Regions from separate parts of the Homo sapiens genome. Here all the other regions are linked to region 6. The links are chromatin contacts, found by Hi-C or POLR2A ChIA-PET in ENCODE. All regions are on one chromosome and are shown on one strand. Each heading gives the region's core, a stretch centred on a gene start or an enhancer-like site at or near the end of the contact. The rest is flanking DNA. Distances are from core to core; before and after follow the strand shown. Region 1 holds the start of AP1B1 (adaptor related protein complex 1 subunit beta 1). Region 2 holds the start of EIF4ENIF1 (eukaryotic translation initiation factor 4E nuclear import factor 1). Region 3 holds the start of EWSR1 (EWS RNA binding protein 1). Region 4 holds the start of DEPDC5 (DEP domain containing 5, GATOR1 subcomplex subunit). Region 5 holds the start of PISD (phosphatidylserine decarboxylase). Region 6 holds the start of MTFP1 (mitochondrial fission process 1).

Region 1 (2,700 bases), core at 145-2,644, 1.0 Mb before region 6:
ATAGCAACAGCCTGTAGGATTGTTTTATCCTAAAGAAAGTAAGTCGAATGCCCCTTATGAAGATCAGACAAAAAGCAATAAGGCTACATCGTGACATAAATCCAAATAAATACAACGGCAGCTAAAAATCTTTTTTTTTTTTTTTTTTTTGAGACGGAGTCTCACTCCGTGGCCCAGGCTGGAGTGCAGTCGCACGATCTCGGCTCACTGCAACCTCCACCTCCTGGGTTCAAGCGATTCTCCTGCCTCAGCCTCCCAAGTAGCTGGGATTACAGGCGTACGCCACCATGTCTGGCTAATTTTTGTATTTTTATTGGAGACAGGGTTTCACCATGTTGGTCAGGCTGGTCTTGAACTCCTGACCTCACGATCCACCCGCCTCAGCTTCCCAAAGTGCTGGGATTACAGGCGTGAGCCACCATGTCTGGCTAAAAGTCTTAAATATCCCCTACACCCCAACCTTAACTCCAGTCTTTCCTTTGTCTCTGTACTTTGCAGGTCTCTGACAGCCTGGCAGAAAACCTGGCCTTGCCTCTACTACCCGAATGACCTTACATGTGGGATTTAACCTCTCTGTGCCTCAGGGTCCTCATCGATAAAATAGGGATATTTAATCCCCACAAAGGTTGCTGTGAAGTTTAAATGTGTCATTGTAAGGAAAGTGCTTAGCACAGTGCCCGGTACACAGAAGGGACTCGATAGCCACTAGCAAGCATCTCCCTCGTTATTTTGCAGCATTATCACCGGTGTCTCCATTCAGTTAACTTGTCTTAGAGGCTCCAACAAACAAGACCAAGCCAGTGCCTAGCCGGAGGCGGGCGGCACGGGACCGTTTTCTAGTTTTTTTTTCTTTCTTCTTTTTCAACCTTGGCAAAGAGATAACGCCCTGAACAACGAGGAGGCCTCAGGATGGCCATGGAGGTGAGTCCGAAAGAGGAAATCAGAGCCCGAAGAGTTTTCCCTCAGGCCAGTGGGGAATTCCTCGGGGCCTAAGTCCTGTCTCTCCGGGCGGAAGCCCCAGGAGGTGCTGCGGGTATGGGGCGGCCGAGGAACAGGCCGGCGGCCAAGTGGGCGCGAATGAATGAACGAACCCTCAGCCCTTCCTCCTCCTCTGGCTGGGGACGTCGCTCGCGCCCCTGCAGCGCCGCGTCCTCTTCATGACCTCTGACCCCGCAAACCCCTCACCTAGGACCCCTGACCCCTCGCCCCACTTCTTCTCCTGGCTCGCCCGGGTCCCCGCTTCCTCACCCGCAGGTCCCAATAGCTCCCGGCGCCCCGGCTCGGTTCGGCTTGGCACCAAAATGTCCGCGGCCTCCACCTCTCGCTCTCCCGGTGCGTCCGGGCTGCCGGCGGCTCGGAGCCCCGCGGCTGTCACCTGCCGGGCGGAAGTGAGCTGCCCGCGCGCGGGTACTTCCGGTGGACGCAAGGCCTGAAGGCGGGGTCAAGGGTACAACCCTGGCGGGGGTGGTGCCCGTGGGGCGGGGCAAGAAAAGGGGAAGAGCCCAACGGTATTAACCCCTCGGCAGCCGCGGCGCTGCTATGCTGCAGTCTCCCGCAGAGCCCTTGGGAAACCATCCCGCTAGCCAATTCAGCGTGAGGGGGCCGGGCAAGGTCGTAGGGAGTTTGAAGTCCATCTTCTGTGTAAAGACGGCAAATCTGAGGTTCTAAGAGGGGCAGGGTTTTGCTCAAGGTCACTCATTTTTTGTTTGTTTGTTTGAAATAGGGTCTTGCTCTGTTGCTCAAGCTAGAGTGCAGTGGCTCGAAGATCTGGGCTCACTGCACCCTCCGCCTCCCAGGCTCAGGTGATCCTCTCACCTCAGCCTCCCAAGCAGCTGGGACCACAGGTGCGCAGCACTACGCCCGGCTAATTACTTATTATTTACTTATTTATTTTTTGTAGAGAGAGTCTCACTTTATTGCTCAGGCTGGTCTCGAAATCATGGACCCGAGAGATCCTCCCGCCTCGGCTTCCCAAAGTGCTGGGATTACAGAGGGGTCTCTCTCTGTCCAAACTAGGTTTACAGCTCTAGTTTGGACCCCTCCATTCTTAAGATGAGTGACCTTGAGCCAGACACAGTGGCTCATACCTGTAGTCCCAGCTACTCGGGAGCCTGAGGCAGGAGAATAGCTTGAGCCCAGGAGGTTGAGGTTACAGTGAGCTATAATTGCAGCACTGCACTCCAGCCTGGGCGACAGATCCAGACCCTGTCTCAAAAAAAGAAAAAAAATGGCCGGGCATGGTGGCTCACACCTGTAATCCCAGCACTTTGGGAGGCCGAGGCGGGCGGATCACAAGGCCAGGAGATCGAGACCATCCTGGTTAACATGGTGAAACCCCGTCTCTACTAAAAACACAAAATATTAGCCGGGTGTGGTGGCAGGCGCCTGTAGTCCCAGCTACTCAGGAGGCTGAGGCAGGAGAATGGCGTGAACCCGGGAGGCAGAGCTTGCAGTGAGCCGACATCACACCACTGCACTCCAGCCTGGGCGACAGAGCAAGACTCCGTCTCAAAAAAAAAAAAAAAGAAAAAAGAAAAAAACCATCTGCAATCCCACTGACCTAAGACAATCACTTTTAATATTTTGGTGAATATTCTTCCAAACTTGATAGATCATTTGTTTTTTTTTGTTTGTTTGTTTTGAGACAGGGTCTCGCTCTGTTGCCCGGACTGGAGTGCAGTGTCGTGATTTTGGCTCACT
Region 2 (2,700 bases), core at 35-2,534, 1.1 Mb after region 6:
GTTATACAATGTTACTAACTTCGCCACCTAAAAAGAAACACTATTTCATTAGTGGCAAACCTTACTTTTGTATAGCGATGGGGGCATTTGGAGGCAGGAGGCTTCTTCAGGTCAAGGAAAGCATCTCCACTTTCTGTTTCACCCATACTTCTCCTATCCATGGCTCCTTGGTCTACAATGCTCTGCACCTGGAAGATAAATCGGCACAAAATTGTCACCGAGAACAGTAAGTTTTCAGAAATCTTGGCTGTTTCTTCAGAAGCTGAAACTTTTTAATCTCTCAAAACAGCTAGTGTTAAAAACAAGTCCCCACCCCAAAATTATGCTATAAATTAGAACTTGGAGATAGAATCATTGGTACTCAGTTCTCTTTCCTAGTATCCTAAGCATCAACATGGTAAAAAGTAGAAGGTGCCCAATTCAAGGTATATAACCTTTAAGCAGCTTTAACACAAGAGAAACCAAGATTAGTAGCTGCCACCCATGGGGATCTTTCAAGACTGGTGGGGAAGTTTCCCGGAGTGGGGGCAGGTAGAAGACTGGTTAGGCTGGGAACCCGCGAAGTCTGTTGGAAAGTGCCTGTCACTTGCCAATGGACGGCGCCAGCTGCCCCTTGTTATCCGGCGATCAGGGACTGGGGACGGGGCCCGAGCGCCCCTCGCCAGGCCAGCCGCACCTGTGGCCATGTCAGGGGCGCCGATGGCAAGGAAAGGGCGAGCACCGGCTTCAGCTCCGAAACTTGGCTTCCCCGGGCCGCGACCCCAACCCGCAGCCCCTCACGCAGGCCCGGGCCCAGCGGCCTCCTTCGGAGGAAGGGCGGAGACCGTACTCACTGAGGGGCGGCCGGCCGCAGGGAGGAGGGAGGCCGAATCTCCCGGCCCGGGCGCTTCAAGCTGGAGCTAGCGCAGGCCCGCAGCCGTCCTCCCCGGCCCGGCGGCTCGGTCCCCGCCAGCCAGCCCGCCGGCTACCCGCCGGCCGCCTTGCGGGCCTCGCGCCCCTGCCCACCCCCTGCGGGCGCCCCGGCGCCCGCGCTCACGCACGCGACCCCGGGAGCAATGCGCCCGCGCCCCTTCTACACCCGGGAGCACCGGGCGCGCGGTGCCCCGGACCCAGCCGCCACCGCCGCCGACCCTTACTCGGTGCCTCCGCCGCTCGGCGGCCCTTTGCCTCGGCCGCCGCTCCCCTCCCCGCTGCCCGCACCGGTCCCAGCGCCGCTCCCCGCAGCCTTCGCTCTCGCGCCCCCACCCCGACCGGCTTGGGCTGTCTCTCTTCAGCCGCCGTAACTGCAGCCCGGCCCTCCGCCCCTCCTCTTCGGCCCCCTCCCCCTTAATAACTCCCTCCACGCACCCTGGCCCCGGCGCCGCCTTCCCCGCCGCGCGCCCGGATGTGAGGTGGCTGCAGCGGTGCCGGGCGAAAAAGAAGCATCGCCGCGCGCTTCCCGGACGCCAGCCCCTGCGCGGGCCGGGGGGTGGGAAGGTGGTGGCGGCGAGGAGGAGGCCACGGTGGGGATAGCGGAAACCCGCTCCCGTGCGCGCAGGCGGTCGCCGTGGGCAGCCCAGAGGCCACCGCCGCCGCGTTCCCACGCGCGCTGCAGGGCAGAGCGGACGGCACTTGGGACCCGCGACTCGCGGCACGCCACTCTCCCGGAGGCGGTGGCTAGATGGGGCTGGGCTGGCGGCTAGCACGGCCTGTGGCGCGACGACCGCTGTATTTGCATGGTTCGCATAGGCAGAGAACCGTGGGGCTTCGGCAGTGGGAATTTGAGATAGGAGATTGGGGTCTTCCGAGCCTTCCCAGTGCGGGTTCGAACCTCAGCTGTTTTGCGAGTGGCGTGATCTTAGGCAAAGCTGACTTAACCTAAGTTTCGGTCGTGTTTCTAAAATGGCCTCTGTAAATCTATGAGGCTTATGCGCGAGTACTGGTTGCTGCATTAAAAGACAAACTTGTCACGATTGGCTTTGATAGCGATAAAGGCGACTAACAAATTCATTGAAATGTTGTTTCCCTCCGGTAACCTGAATCTGTCCTTAGCCTGCACAGAAAGGGGAAGTGCGAGTGGAGTTGGGGAAATGAGACGGCGAATGTCAAGTGCTTACCACGTAGTGCAGACTCAGGCTGACAGGGGGCCACAGAAATGCAAATATGTGAGCAGTGTGGGTAACTGCATCCTGGGGAGGAAGTCCTATGTGCTGGAATACCACAAGCACCCATTTCTGCCCTGTGGTACTGCGCAGCGTTGGTGTGAAGCGATACATAGGCGTGAAGTCCCGAGAACGCAATTTTCCTGGTTAAAGGACAGCAACGTCTACATTTCTTCCAAGAGGCCTACTTTGTTGGAACTTCACTTCACTTGTGAAATTAGGGTGTTGGGCAGTGAGTGACCACTAACTCAGCTCCCTTCTTGTGAATCTTGGCAACAGAAAACTTTTCGTTTGTATTACTGAATAAAGTGTGTTTCTTACAAACTGTTTTTTTACAGGCAAGAGGCAGAGGGAAACACTTGCACATCAGGCCTGAGTTTGCATTCTCATCTCTGCCACCTCCTACAAGCTATGGAGAGTTAGTCTATTGATTCTTAGTTTTACCTGTGAAATTGCGAAGATGATATAACCTGCTCATGGGGCAGTTAAGATTAAACAGGATAAGGTGGGTAAAAAACCATATATAACCCATAAAGCTGCTGAGCCTTTTTAAGCCTAT
Region 3 (2,700 bases), core at 107-2,606, 1.2 Mb before region 6:
AGCCCAGCTCAAATATCCCTTCCCCTCCTCTGGCCCCCTAACATCATGGATCTTATCCTTAGGAGCACAGCTTGGCCAGTCTGTCTCCCTAGGCAGGTGGTCTGAGCTCATGGCTCCTCTGATCCAACCCCACATTCCCCAGGGTATTCACAGCACACAGCCAGTGCTTTATATATGTTCACTGAAAAAAGGACACTAGCTTGGCTCCTGGTCCTGCCGAGGGATTTGAAGGTGAACCCTGCCCTTCGCGGACCCGGGCATCCACCTAGGGGGCTGGGGCTAGAGGTCCAGGAAGGTGGGCAGGGTCAGCCTTGCCTGGAGGCAGGGTTTGGGGCCAAGGCACCCACCGTAAACCTCCTCCTGCATCGACACCTCACAACCATTCCCCAGCTCTGGGCACCTTAGCAAGGGTGAAGGGCTTACCCGTGGACACTCGGAACTGGGACTTGAGCCCCCTGGACCTCACTTTCTTCAATCTATGAAACGGGGCAGTGCACCACCAGGCCCTGCCTACCTTACTGGGAAGCCGGGAGGGCAGAATGGAAAGACAAGGACGGAGATTCTTCCGGTGGCGGATAGAGTAGGGGGTCCCAGGATCTGTCTGGTTCGAACTCAGCTGGTGACTTTGCAGAGATACTCAATTTCCTTGGGCCTCAGTTTCCCCTTCTGTAGAAACAAGGATATCGGATGAGGGATGATTAAAGGGCCTGCTCCACCTCGACCGTTACCGGGGATAGGGTCTCGGGGCCAGGCACGGCGTTCGAGGCCTCCCACCCAGCCGACCGGCCTTGGGGACCCTTCCCCGCTGGCCCGGGCCACGCGTCCCGGGTACTCACTGCAGAGCGCGCCCGGCAACCCCGAAAGGCCGGTCGGGGACCCCGGCTGGGAGTCAGGACTCTAGCTCCCGGGCGCGACCCGAGAACCCTGAATCCATTCCGCGCACACCCGGCCGCGTGACCCCTGCCGACCGGCTGGCGCGCCACCCATTCCCCGCGGCCCGCGGATTAGTCAGCAGTTGTTCTAGTCCGGGTCCCTTCCCCCAGCCCTCCCGCCGATCTCCGTCTCCCTGCAGGGCCGACTCTTCAGCGACCGTCCCTAGAGCCAGCGGACGGAACCATTCCAAACAGCCTAGTCTCGTGCTGAGAGCCTCTCCGGTTTCACGCTGAGACCCGCTCACCCCCGCTCTGGCCCCTTAGATGCTATTTTGGCCCGAGTGTCACGTCGGGCGCTCTTTAGAGAGGACTGGGACAAGAGTTGCGGACGCGAAGAACGAGTAAGCGGTGGTTCATCCCTCCTGACCCCACCCCCGTGGCCTGGCCCGATGGTCGCGCCCGGGGTTGCGAGATTTGCGCCTGCGCAGTGCGGCGCCTAGAGGGAAAGCGAGAGGGAGACGGACGTTGAGAGAACGAGGAGGAAGGAGAGAAAATGGCGTCCACGGGTGAGTATGGTGGAACTGCGGTCGCGCCGGCGGTAGCCGGAACGCCCAAACTGGGGGTCGTTCGTCTCTGGGCTTGGCTGGGAAGACTGAGTGGAGTTGCCGAGAGGGGGTTGAGGCACCCGCCGCGGCCCGACGAGCTCGGGGATCCGCATTCCTCTCCCCTCCCCCAACCGGGCGGGCCGGTTCTGGAATCTTCCGGCGCCCGTGGCGCGCGGGGGGCTTGCTGCGGCGGGGGCGCGCGGGGCCCGCCTTGGCCTCCATTGTGTGGCGGTCCTCGCGCCCTGAGCTCCGGGCCTCCCGCCACGTGGGCGGGGCCTGCGGCCTTCGAGGCCCTGCGTGAAGGGGAGGATTTGGCCAGGCCTCAAGCCGGTCACTATGAAACCGCCGGGGGGCCCGCAGGCTGCTGTCCCTGTGAGGCCTCCCTCCCCGTTTTCAGGGTTTCCTGAGAAACCAGGGGAAAAAGCAAATAAAGATACCGTGGATTTGTGGGCCGAGGGGTGCCGGCCTATGAGCGGGAGCCCCGTCATCCTTAAGACCCAGTCGGCTGGGGCGTCTGGCGCTGCCGAGCTGCCCCCTCTGTGGCTTCCAGCCCCAAGCCGAACTTCTGCTCGCCTGGGCTTTAGACAGAATGTGCTTCCCTCCTCCAGGGCCCCCAGTTTGCCGCTTTCTTGGGCTTCTCCATTTTTATCGTTATTAATCCACGTCCTCCCCTCCCCCAAAACCAATTAAGTGGCTTCCCAGGGCCCTTTTTCTGCAAACGCCGAGGGACATCCGTTGTATAATAAGGCCAGCCTGGGTCGAGAGACGAGAAACGCTACCAGAAAGATATTTCTGGTCTCTCTGACCTAGGAGGAACAAAAGGCCGAGCCTTCATTTGAATTATGTTTCAGCAGTGGCCTCGCACGTTTATTCGCCTGCGTTAGGCCGGCAGGCCTGTTGATTTCGTAGGTCGACAGAGGAGAGGGGAAAAAAGGCCAGTAGAAGCAATCTTAAAGGCACTTGCAAGCAAGCCCCGGTTGGGAACTCCAAAATGGGAGTAGAGTGGTCCTTGATGGAAGGAGCGTTTAAGAGTGTCGCCTAGCCATCACCTGCAGTTCGCAATCTGTGGGTACACTAACCCGCGAAAATTGGCAGGGTGGAGCATTTTTGCCCCGGGGGTATTCTCAGGCCACCTGGTTCCAGGCCTTAGAGACAGTGGGAGAAGATGAGAAGGAAGACAGGAAAAGTTCTGGGCACTCCAGAGTTTTTGGAGTCCAGAATCC
Region 4 (2,700 bases), core at 165-2,664, 1.3 Mb after region 6:
CGCATGAGCCAGGCAGGCAGAGATGGCAGTGAGACGGGATCATGCCACTGCACTCCAGCCTGGGTGAGGGTGACCTCATCTCAAAACAAAAACAAAAAAACAAACAAACAAAAAAATTGCAATTACTTAACACTTGCATTATTTACCTAACTTCTCCTGAGTCCCAACATAAAGGCATCCATGCTTAAGAACGTTGCTTGTCCTGTCCCAGGGTCCCCTTGGTCCACTGCAGAATCTTTCACTACAGTGTAACATGTTTTTTCTTTCAACATTTTTAAGTTTTCCAAATCCGTAAGAAATGGGCACTGTTAGTATTAAAGATATAAAGAAATTTAAGACAAGTGCTGTGTCGTTTAGATTTAGCAGTCAGTGTGATTAGAAGCAGCAGAGGAGAGGCGTGACCCAAGACACCGATTCTAGTTATAAGGTCTCTCTGGCTTCAAGAGGGGAAGCAGGGAGTCCCTATCGAGTTGCTGCCGCTCAGGTCAGAAACGGTGGACTGGACTAGGGGGCGGGGGTATCAGTGGCAGCAGGCGGAGCTGGCAATTGTCAGGAGTCCTTGGCCAGAGCCTGACCCAGCCCACCCAGCTCTCTGGTTTTCTGCTTGGAGAGAAAGATATCCTGACAGACGCGAGTTTAGGCAGTGCCCTGGGTATGACCAAAGGATGTTGGTTAAAGGCCCCGTTCTGGGAACGGGTCAGGATTCGTCCTTGCTTCCTTCTGAAGGGTTTTGTGTCCTCAGGCTGTTTCCTGGTTTGTGAAATAGGATAGTATCTGCCTCCTGCATCCATCAGGTAATAGGGATGCAATGATTACATAAGGACTATGAAGCCACGGCAGCCATTCTTATTAATAACCTGAGGGGCGCAGAACGTCGTTTAGAGTTTGCAAGGGTTTGAAAAGCCCCCCGTAAGTGGACACTTCCCAGCAGAGGCCATCACCCTAACTCTCGCGTGCTCAGCCCCTTGCATTTTACAGAAGTCCTCCCAGAAACTCTCGTTGGCGCCTCTTAGCTGCCCAATGAGGCCACATGAGTCATTAACCTCGTTCATATAACAGAAAACGGAGCTCTGACGGATCTCGTTTCCCCTGTGGGGAGATCACTGAGTCGGAAACGAAGCTCTGTGGCCATGGATCTACTTCGGATAGACTAGGAGGAAATGGATTTCCTCCGTGGGGCGGGAGGCTCTAGTGCTCGAGGGCAGGAAACGCCAGGAGGTGGCCCAAGGAAGAGGCCGCACACGACGCCCCGCCCCCGGCTCGAGCCCCGGATGAGGAAGTGGTGCGGCCACCGAGACGAGACGGAGGCCCGGCGAGAGCGGCGCGGGGGCGCGAGGGCGGGAAGGAGGCGGGGCCCCGGGGCGGAGCCACCGGAGCGGCGCGGGTTCTCAGGTGAGCGCTACACGGTCGGGGCGGGCCTAGTAGGCGCTTCAGGCTTAGGGGCGGAACAGCGCGGGCCGCGCGGGCGTAGGCGGGGTATCTGGAGGAGGCGCAGGGAACCTGGAGAGGGTCCAGCCCTCAGTGCCCCGGCCAGAGGCGGGAAGGGGCTCTAGAGCTTCGGTGAGTGGAGCTGCCCGCCCCGGACTGGGGATTGGGGGGGCTTGAGATAGGGGACCTTGGCCCAGGTTCGAGTTCCAGGCTCCATCCCCATTCCGCTGTGTGACCTTGGACAAGTCTCTCTCCCTCTCTGAGCCTCAACGGCCTCAGCTGTGAAACGGAGTCAGGGAAGGTCTGCTGAGAGTTCGCACAGACCGAGGTTTGGGGAAGGAACTTCTGCCTTCCTCCTCTTTGTGGTTGCCTTGCTCAGGACATTGGCAGCAAAACGAGAATGGTGGGAGTGTCTCTTAAGTCTCGAGTGACCTTGAGCAAGTCCCTTGCCCGGAGTCACACTTTCATCATCTACAAAATGAGTGGGCTAACCTCTTTTAAGATCTCTTTACTATTTGGGTGTTATTGGTGTAGATGGAGACAAGGTGATGAGCACCCATTCAGCGCAATGCTTCCCCTATGGGGGTGTGATAGAATATCTTCTCCTAGGTTTGACTAGCCCCTGGCCCGAATTCCCCTTAGTTCCTGGATTCTGTGGTTCTATTTGTTCTCCATCGCTCCTTGTAACTGGAGGAGTGACTTCTTCCGAGAGTCACTTGGCACCACTTCACAGCAGAGGAACACCAGTATCTTCACTGGCCTAAAATCAAAGAGTGGTTGCAAGGAAAAATCTGACATTCCAACCTTTTCGTTTGTATTTCTGTGGCAGGGAGGCAAGATGACTTCTCTGCCCCAAGCTTGGAACAGCTAAAGGGAAAAACAGTGCAAGATGAGAACAACAAAGGTCTACAAACTCGTCATCCACAAGAAGGGCTTTGGGGGCAGTGGTCAGTATCGATTGGTCTTTAGAGGTTTTGTAAGTTGGCTGAGGTTCTGGTGTGTGCAATACCTAGAAATTACACACTGACTCGTGTGACAATTGAGGCTAAACAGGCGACTAAACAGACTAAAGCAGCAACTGTCATACAGTAACAATAGGAGGATGGCAGGACCCTTCTAATGCATTTGCATTCAGACTTTTAAGGAACATTGTGAATGCTGCCGGTTTACTACCCTTCATTTGTTGAATTGCATTATTAATTACAAATCTTCCGTGTATGTTCCATAAAATTCCAGCCTGCACTGGTTTGGCAGATAAGAGAAACTAAAATC
Region 5 (2,700 bases), core at 144-2,643, 1.2 Mb after region 6:
CTCCCAGGTTCAAGCAATTCTCCTGCCTCAGCCTCCCAAGTAGCTGGGATTACAGGTGCCTGCCACCATGCCCGGCTAATTTTTGTATTTTTTAGTAGAGACAGGGTTTCACCACATTGGCCAGGCTGGTCTCGAACTCCTGACCTCAAGTGATCCACCCACCTTGGCCTACCAAAGTGCTGAGGTTACAGGCGTGAGCCACCGCGCCCAGCCTGTGACACACTTTAAATGAATTCAGGGTTGACTCATACACAGCACGCCTGGTAATAACATTGAAAACAAAGTCTCCTGCCCAAATTCTAACAGTTACCACCACAATGCAGAGCCCTCTCCTGAGAGATAATCATTTCTGTACAGTTAATGATGAAAGAGTGACGCTTTCATAACAAGACCAATGATGGTTTCTGTTCCCTCTCAGTCCAAATCCAGTGTCCGTCTCCTCCCAAAACAATAGGTTATCCTCTGATCAACGCTGACAAAATGAACCCTGTAGGAAACACACAAGTATGGCGCATCTCTCAAATCTTAGCTCTTTGAAATGACACCAGGCAGCCGACTCTGAATCACAGCTACATTTTAATCCATTTTCCGACACTCCAAATGCTCTAAGCTATTTTCTGTATAACCACTGCCCTCACGGCGGGCAGCCTGAGAGAAAGATCGTCGCGTGAGGGGGTACCTTGATGGGGGTCCGGGCTCTGCTACAAACTGGCTAGGTGAACTTGAGCAAATCCCTCCCTCTCTCGGAGCCTCAATCTCATTAACTCCAAAGAGAGACAGCTGGACTCAGAAGACCCCTCAAGTCTCCCACATTTCTAAGAATCTAACAGCTGGGGGTCACAAGGGTAACCAAGACTCTAGCCCCATAACATATTGTTTTGAGATTACCTAACCTAACCCTCTAGCTTCAAAGACTAAGATCCAGAAATGAAAGTTGCCTGACACTCAATCTAGTGTCCTTCCCACAGGACATCATTCCTTCTACGAAAACGAACACACGAGAAAATGGCATCTGAACATCTGAAAGCCCTGCCTCGACTCAAGAGACGGGCAGGTAGCCTATTTCATCTGATTTTTGTCCCTCGTGAACTTCCACCTAGCTGGAAAGGGCAAAGCGCGAGCTTCTAGGCCACACCCTAAGTAAATCCGGACCGCCCTACGCAGGAGCAGTCGCACCTGCTCCTAAGCTCGAGGTGAAGGTGGCTCCGTCTCCACCCGAGCTCGCCTCAGAGCGAGCCCGCGACACAGAAACATCTCTCTTCAGACCCCAGCTTGGTCCAGGTTGCCCCACGCCCCAAGGTAGTCTCTCCGCGCTGCTATACCTGCTCCGCCACGGCGCGACCCCGTGCAGTAATCCCAGACATCGGTGCCCCACGGACGTCGCCATCTTGTCTGCTCCTTCTCAGCGTGCCACGCCCCCTTCACACGCTGGGCGCACGCTTAAGGCGTCACGAGTCTCGAGTTCAGTGGGCCAATGAGAAAAGCGCGGGTTGGGGGCGGAGCCGACTAAGCTCCGCCCTGTGGCTACTCCCCACCTAACCCGCTTGGCACCTGCGGAGGTAGGGGAACTAGTGGAGCTGTAGGTTTCGCTAAACCTGGGCTTGGTCGCAGCACTGCCACTCCTCCTCCTTCCCTCTGGGTGCCTTTCCTCATGTACCTGGAAAATCTGAGTCATCCAAGATCCAAGAATGTCGTTTCAAGTGATCGAACTTGCTCATTTTACGGATGGGGAAACTGGGCATCCATGACTCAGCTCTCGTTTTTTAAGCGCCGGAGTGTGTTGTGAGCACTTTGCAAGCATGGTGTCATATCATTCTTATCTCCTACCGCTGTGCTGCCAGGGAGACCGGGGGCAAACGGTCTTGGATCACCTAGAAATGCAACCAGTCGTTAAATTCGGTGCCTGGTGCTTGCTCTTGAAAAGGTTCCTATCTTCAATTGTAAGAGGAAAACGAGTTTTCAATCATGTCTGCTACTTTTTACTGAGCACTGACTAGAGACTCGCAGCTAGGCCCGAGACATTATCCCCATTTTAAAGATGAGGTACCTGAGGCTCAGGAAGGTTAAGCAACATCTTCAAGGGTACATAAAGGGCATATGCCCAAAGACTATAAAATAGTGAAGCCAGAATTTGAACATACGTCTCTGACTCCAAAAACCATGTCCTAAACATCTTCTTCTTTTTTTTTTTTTTTTGAGACAGAGTCTCTCATTGTCGCCCAGGCTGGAGTGCAGTGGCGCGATCTCGATTCACTGCAAGCTCCGCCTCCCGGGTTGACGCCATTCTCCTGCCTCAGCCTCCCGAGTAGCTGGGACTACAGGCGCCCGCCACAACGCCCGGCTAATTTTTTTATATATATTTTTCGTAGAGACGGGGTTTCACCATGTTAGCCAGGATGGTCTCGATCTCCTGACCTCGTGATCCGCCCGCCTCGGCTTCTCAAAATGCTGGGATTACAAGCGTGAGCCACCGCACCTGGCCTAAACATTCTTCCTTTTAAGCCCTTTGTCAGAATCTGGCAGAATTTGGGTCCAACAACTGAAGGAATGCAGCCCTACTTTTTCATCTGCTAAGCTGATAATCACAGTTGCCTTCACCAGGCATTTGACAGGAGGAGGAATATGCTCCCTGGTCCCTGCAGGTATTTCTGTGTAGTTGGCTTAAGTTCAACTAGGGCATACTCAGCTCCTACAGAGAGC
Region 6 (2,700 bases), core at 105-2,604:
GAGGCGCCTAGGGCTGAAAGCGGGGGCCTCCGTAGGGAGCCAGCGGGGGCCTCAATAGTTACTCATTTTCTCTACCTTTGATGAAAATAAGAGCTAATTCTTAATAAGGCCTACCGGGTATCACGCAAAAACCCTGTGCTTACTATTACACTTTGGGTTGTTGCAAAGATTAAAGGAAATAAGCCGTGCAAAGCGCTTAAGAGCTTGGTATAAGTAAGTGCTCGTCAATGTTGGCTACTCTCATTTTTTTTGCAGACGTGGGAACTGGGGCTCAGGGAGGCTAACAGCCAGTAGGCGGCACAGCTAGGATTTGAACCCAGGATTGTCTCCAACGCCGCTCAATTATACCCGCCAAGGAGTCACAGAGACTTAGTGAAGTGCACACATTGCTCACCTGGGTGAACTGAGGTCCAGCGGGGGAAGGCTTCCTCCTGTTGTAATCACTAACCCCAACTCTGTCTCCCTTGCCCGATTCATTCATTCGTTAATTAATTCATCCAACATCCTGTCCCCAAGAAGCTCAGTCTGGGGACATACTGATCCAGTTAAATGCGAGTGCTTCCTAGTTATACATGGCGACTGCTGAGAAGGGACTCCAGAGTCCAGGCACCTACCTCCCAGGGGCTCACCGTTCACTCCTCTAGCCTCATTTAGAGCTCGCATTAAGAGCACGGGATCTGGATCCACACTGTTTGGATTCAAATCACAACTTCACCACTTAGCAGCTGTGTGTTCTGGGAAAATGACCCACCTTCTCTGTGCCTCCATTTTCTCACCTGTAAAACGGGCTCCCAGGCTGGTGGGAGGGTTTCAGGTGTAAGACATGGAGAGTCCTTTAGCGAACATGTAGACTGGCAATAAACTCAATAAATGGTGACTGTTATAATTAATCCTCGGAACCATCCTAGGGAGTGGACACTATTGTGTTCCCCATTTTATTTATTACATTAATTTTTTTTTTTTTTTTTTAGTAGAGACGAGGTCTCGCTATGTTGTCCAGGCTGTTCTCGAACCCTTGGGCTCAAGAGATCTTCCCGCCTCCGGCCTCCCAAAGTGCTGGGATCACAGGCGTGAGCCAACGGGCCCAGCCTGTGTCCCTCCCTCGTTTTTACAAATGAATAAAGAGATGCTGGATAAGCCCGAGGTCACAAGCTTTGCAGTGTAGCATCCCCCAACTTGATCCCCTGTCTCTTTGGCTCCAAAACCTACACTCAGTCCTGGGAGCGATTAGCGCCAACAGCTCAGAGAAAACGTGACGAAAACCAGTCTGTAAAACCCGAGCCTGGGAGAGGGGCTTCGGTGCGCGGGGGGAATTTGCAGACGCTCCCTGCTGGCGGAGATTTCCTGACCTGTCCTTCGGCGCGGGACTTTCGGCGGGTCCCGGCCGGGCAGACCCAAGTGCCGGCGGCGGAGACTGCAGTGGAGCCAGTACCGGCTGTAGTGGCCGGGGCCGTGGCGGGAGAGTCATGTCAGAGCCGCAGCCGCGGGGCGCAGAGCGCGATCTCTACCGGGACACGTGGGTGCGATACCTGGGTGAGCGCGGGGCGACGGGCGCGGCGACCCCACCACCACTGGGCTGGAGAAGCAGGGGTCGCCGGACGCCCGCCCGGGGCCTGGAGGAGGCGGGATGATCTTAGTTCTCATTCTGCTTTTGGGCCGGAGACTGGGCTCAGACAGGGCTAGGGACTTGCCCAAGGTCACACTACCCTGGTGGGTCGCCCAGGGCGGAAGCTCCCATGGGGTGAGCGGGCTGCCCGCTCTGGCATGCGCTCTGGCTGGCTGTGGAGTCGGGATCTCCACTCCCATTTCGGTCCTGACACGCACTGGCTCTGTCTGAACCTCAGTTTCCTCCTCGGCAAAAAAACAAAAACAAAACAAAAAACAAACGAGATACACACGAGGGCCTCTCTCATTGGGTGGTGGTTGCGAGGGTGGAATGGGATAAAGCGCAGAAAGCCCTGGCACTTGGCGAGCGTCTGGTCAGTGGCGCTGCCCTCGATCACTCTGCCCCTCTGGGTGCCTGTCACCTCATTAGTGCAGTTACTCCTGGGACCAAGACCAGGAAATCTAACCAATAAGCAATGGTAACAGTGACTCAGTGCTCAGTCCGCCCTCAGTGGCCCGAGTCCGAGGTGGGCATCATGGCACCAGTTTACATCTCGGAAAGGGAGGCTCAGAGAGGTCAAGTCACTTGCCTAAGGTCACCCAGGGACTGCTTAGCTGGCTAGGATGAGAACCAGCCTGCTCCAACGCCCCCTCGTGGAACAGTTGCGAGCCTAGGAATTAAATGTTCCCTCCCCCAGGCTATGCCAATGAGGTGGGCGAGGCTTTCCGCTCTCTTGTGCCAGCGGCGGTGGTGTGGCTGAGCTATGGCGTGGCCAGCTCCTACGTGCTGGCGGATGCCATTGACAAAGGCAAGAAGGCTGGAGAGGTGAGTGTTAGCCTATTTTCCAACCCCCAACCCTAGCTCTCTTCTTGTGTGGTTCAGTCCACAGCCTTGCATGTGATAAAGTCCCTGTGGGACACTCCAGTCCCTACAACCTTGCCTAGTGCAGTCCATAGACAGTCCTGTTTGTAGGACAGTGTACCCCTGCCCCCACACTCCCACTCCCCGAACTGGATGTGGCAGACTGTACCCCACTCCTGGGTGCGGACAAGTCCACTGGCCACTTGCCCCTCCCGGTCTAGCCTCGTGCCCCT

What was found. Hi-C counts contacts between places; a loop is a spot of excess contacts on that map. ChIA-PET counts read pairs that join two places held with the same protein, here RNA polymerase II (POLR2A). Pooled maps may share reads with other maps.
Region 1: a map of OCI-LY7 shows a loop between it and region 6 (5-fold over the local background). The contact joins the promoter of AP1B1 here to the promoter of MTFP1 in region 6. A Hi-C loop is called at or near these places in 2 of 168 maps with a recorded cell type or tissue (OCI-LY7 and endothelial cell of umbilical vein) and 12 of 50 pooled maps. POLR2A ChIA-PET finds 5 or more read pairs at or near these places in 1 of 52 experiments (B cell).
Region 2: a map of naive thymus-derived CD4-positive, alpha-beta T cell shows a loop between it and region 6 (5-fold over the local background). The contact joins the promoter of EIF4ENIF1 here to the promoter of MTFP1 in region 6. A Hi-C loop is called at or near these places in 1 of 168 maps with a recorded cell type or tissue (naive thymus-derived CD4-positive, alpha-beta T cell), 2 of 37 single-sample maps with no recorded cell type and 10 of 50 pooled maps. POLR2A ChIA-PET finds 5 or more read pairs at or near these places in 1 of 52 experiments (activated CD8-positive, alpha-beta memory T cell).
Region 3: a loop to region 6 is called in a map of CD4-positive, alpha-beta T cell, with 30 times the contacts of the local background. The contact joins the promoter of EWSR1 here to the promoter of MTFP1 in region 6. A Hi-C loop is called at or near these places in 8 of 168 maps with a recorded cell type or tissue (CD4-positive, alpha-beta T cell, CD4-positive, alpha-beta memory T cell, OCI-LY7 and 5 more), 12 of 37 single-sample maps with no recorded cell type and 19 of 50 pooled maps. POLR2A ChIA-PET finds 5 or more read pairs at or near these places in 2 of 52 experiments (CD4-positive, alpha-beta T cell and K562).
Region 4: a map of CD8-positive, alpha-beta T cell shows a loop between it and region 6 (30-fold over the local background). The contact joins the promoter of DEPDC5 here to the promoter of MTFP1 in region 6. A Hi-C loop is called at or near these places in 1 of 168 maps with a recorded cell type or tissue (CD8-positive, alpha-beta T cell), 3 of 37 single-sample maps with no recorded cell type and 13 of 50 pooled maps.
Region 5: a loop to region 6 is called in a pooled map, with 10 times the contacts of the local background. The contact joins the promoter of PISD here to the promoter of MTFP1 in region 6. A Hi-C loop is called at or near these places in 1 of 168 maps with a recorded cell type or tissue (CD4-positive, alpha-beta memory T cell) and 6 of 50 pooled maps. POLR2A ChIA-PET finds 5 or more read pairs at or near these places in 2 of 52 experiments (MCF 10A and SK-N-SH).

What each region holds. Positions count from the first base shown.
Region 1 is chr22:29,387,176-29,389,875 of GRCh38, forward strand. AP1B1 (adaptor related protein complex 1 subunit beta 1) reads right to left here and starts at 1,395. Exons shown (of 23, transcript NM_001127.4): 1 at 1,249-1,395. It also overlaps a transcript of RFPL1 not described here.
Region 2 is chr22:31,488,558-31,491,257 of GRCh38, forward strand. It overlaps EIF4ENIF1 (eukaryotic translation initiation factor 4E nuclear import factor 1), which reads right to left and starts at 1,285. Exons shown (of 19, transcript NM_019843.4): 1 at 1,137-1,285; 2 at 66-188. The coding sequence starts at 161. RefSeq lists enhancers at 594-1,217, 1,218-1,840, 2,240-2,299 and silencers at 670-959, 1,040-1,689.
Region 3 is chr22:29,266,912-29,269,611 of GRCh38, forward strand. EWSR1 (EWS RNA binding protein 1) reads left to right here and starts at 1,357. Exons shown (of 17, transcript NM_005243.4): 1 at 1,357-1,438. The coding sequence starts at 1,426. RHBDD3 (rhomboid domain containing 3) reads right to left here and starts at 1,070. Exons shown (of 7, transcript NM_012265.3): 1 at 837-1,070; 2 at 515-666. RefSeq lists enhancers at 949-1,820, 1,213-1,272, 1,383-1,442 and a silencer at 1,613-1,702.
Region 4 is chr22:31,752,605-31,755,304 of GRCh38, forward strand. It overlaps DEPDC5 (DEP domain containing 5, GATOR1 subcomplex subunit), which reads left to right and starts at 1,415. Exons shown (of 43, transcript NM_001242896.3): 1 at 1,415-1,560; 2 at 2,258-2,375. The coding sequence starts at 2,318. RefSeq lists a silencer at 1,180-1,489.
Region 5 is chr22:31,660,822-31,663,521 of GRCh38, forward strand. PISD (phosphatidylserine decarboxylase) reads right to left here and starts at 1,394. Exons shown (of 8, transcript NM_001326411.2): 1 at 1,323-1,394. The coding sequence starts at 1,387. RefSeq lists enhancers at 126-1,019, 315-454, 428-1,627, 845-894, 1,135-1,434 and 1 more.
Region 6 is chr22:30,424,414-30,427,113 of GRCh38, forward strand. It overlaps MTFP1 (mitochondrial fission process 1), which reads left to right and starts at 1,355. Exons shown (of 4, transcript NM_016498.5): 1 at 1,355-1,533; 2 at 2,304-2,431. The coding sequence starts at 1,467. It overlaps SEC14L2 (SEC14 like lipid binding 2), which reads left to right. Exons shown (of 12, transcript NM_012429.5): 12 at 1-890. RefSeq lists enhancers at 1,615-2,173, 2,174-2,700.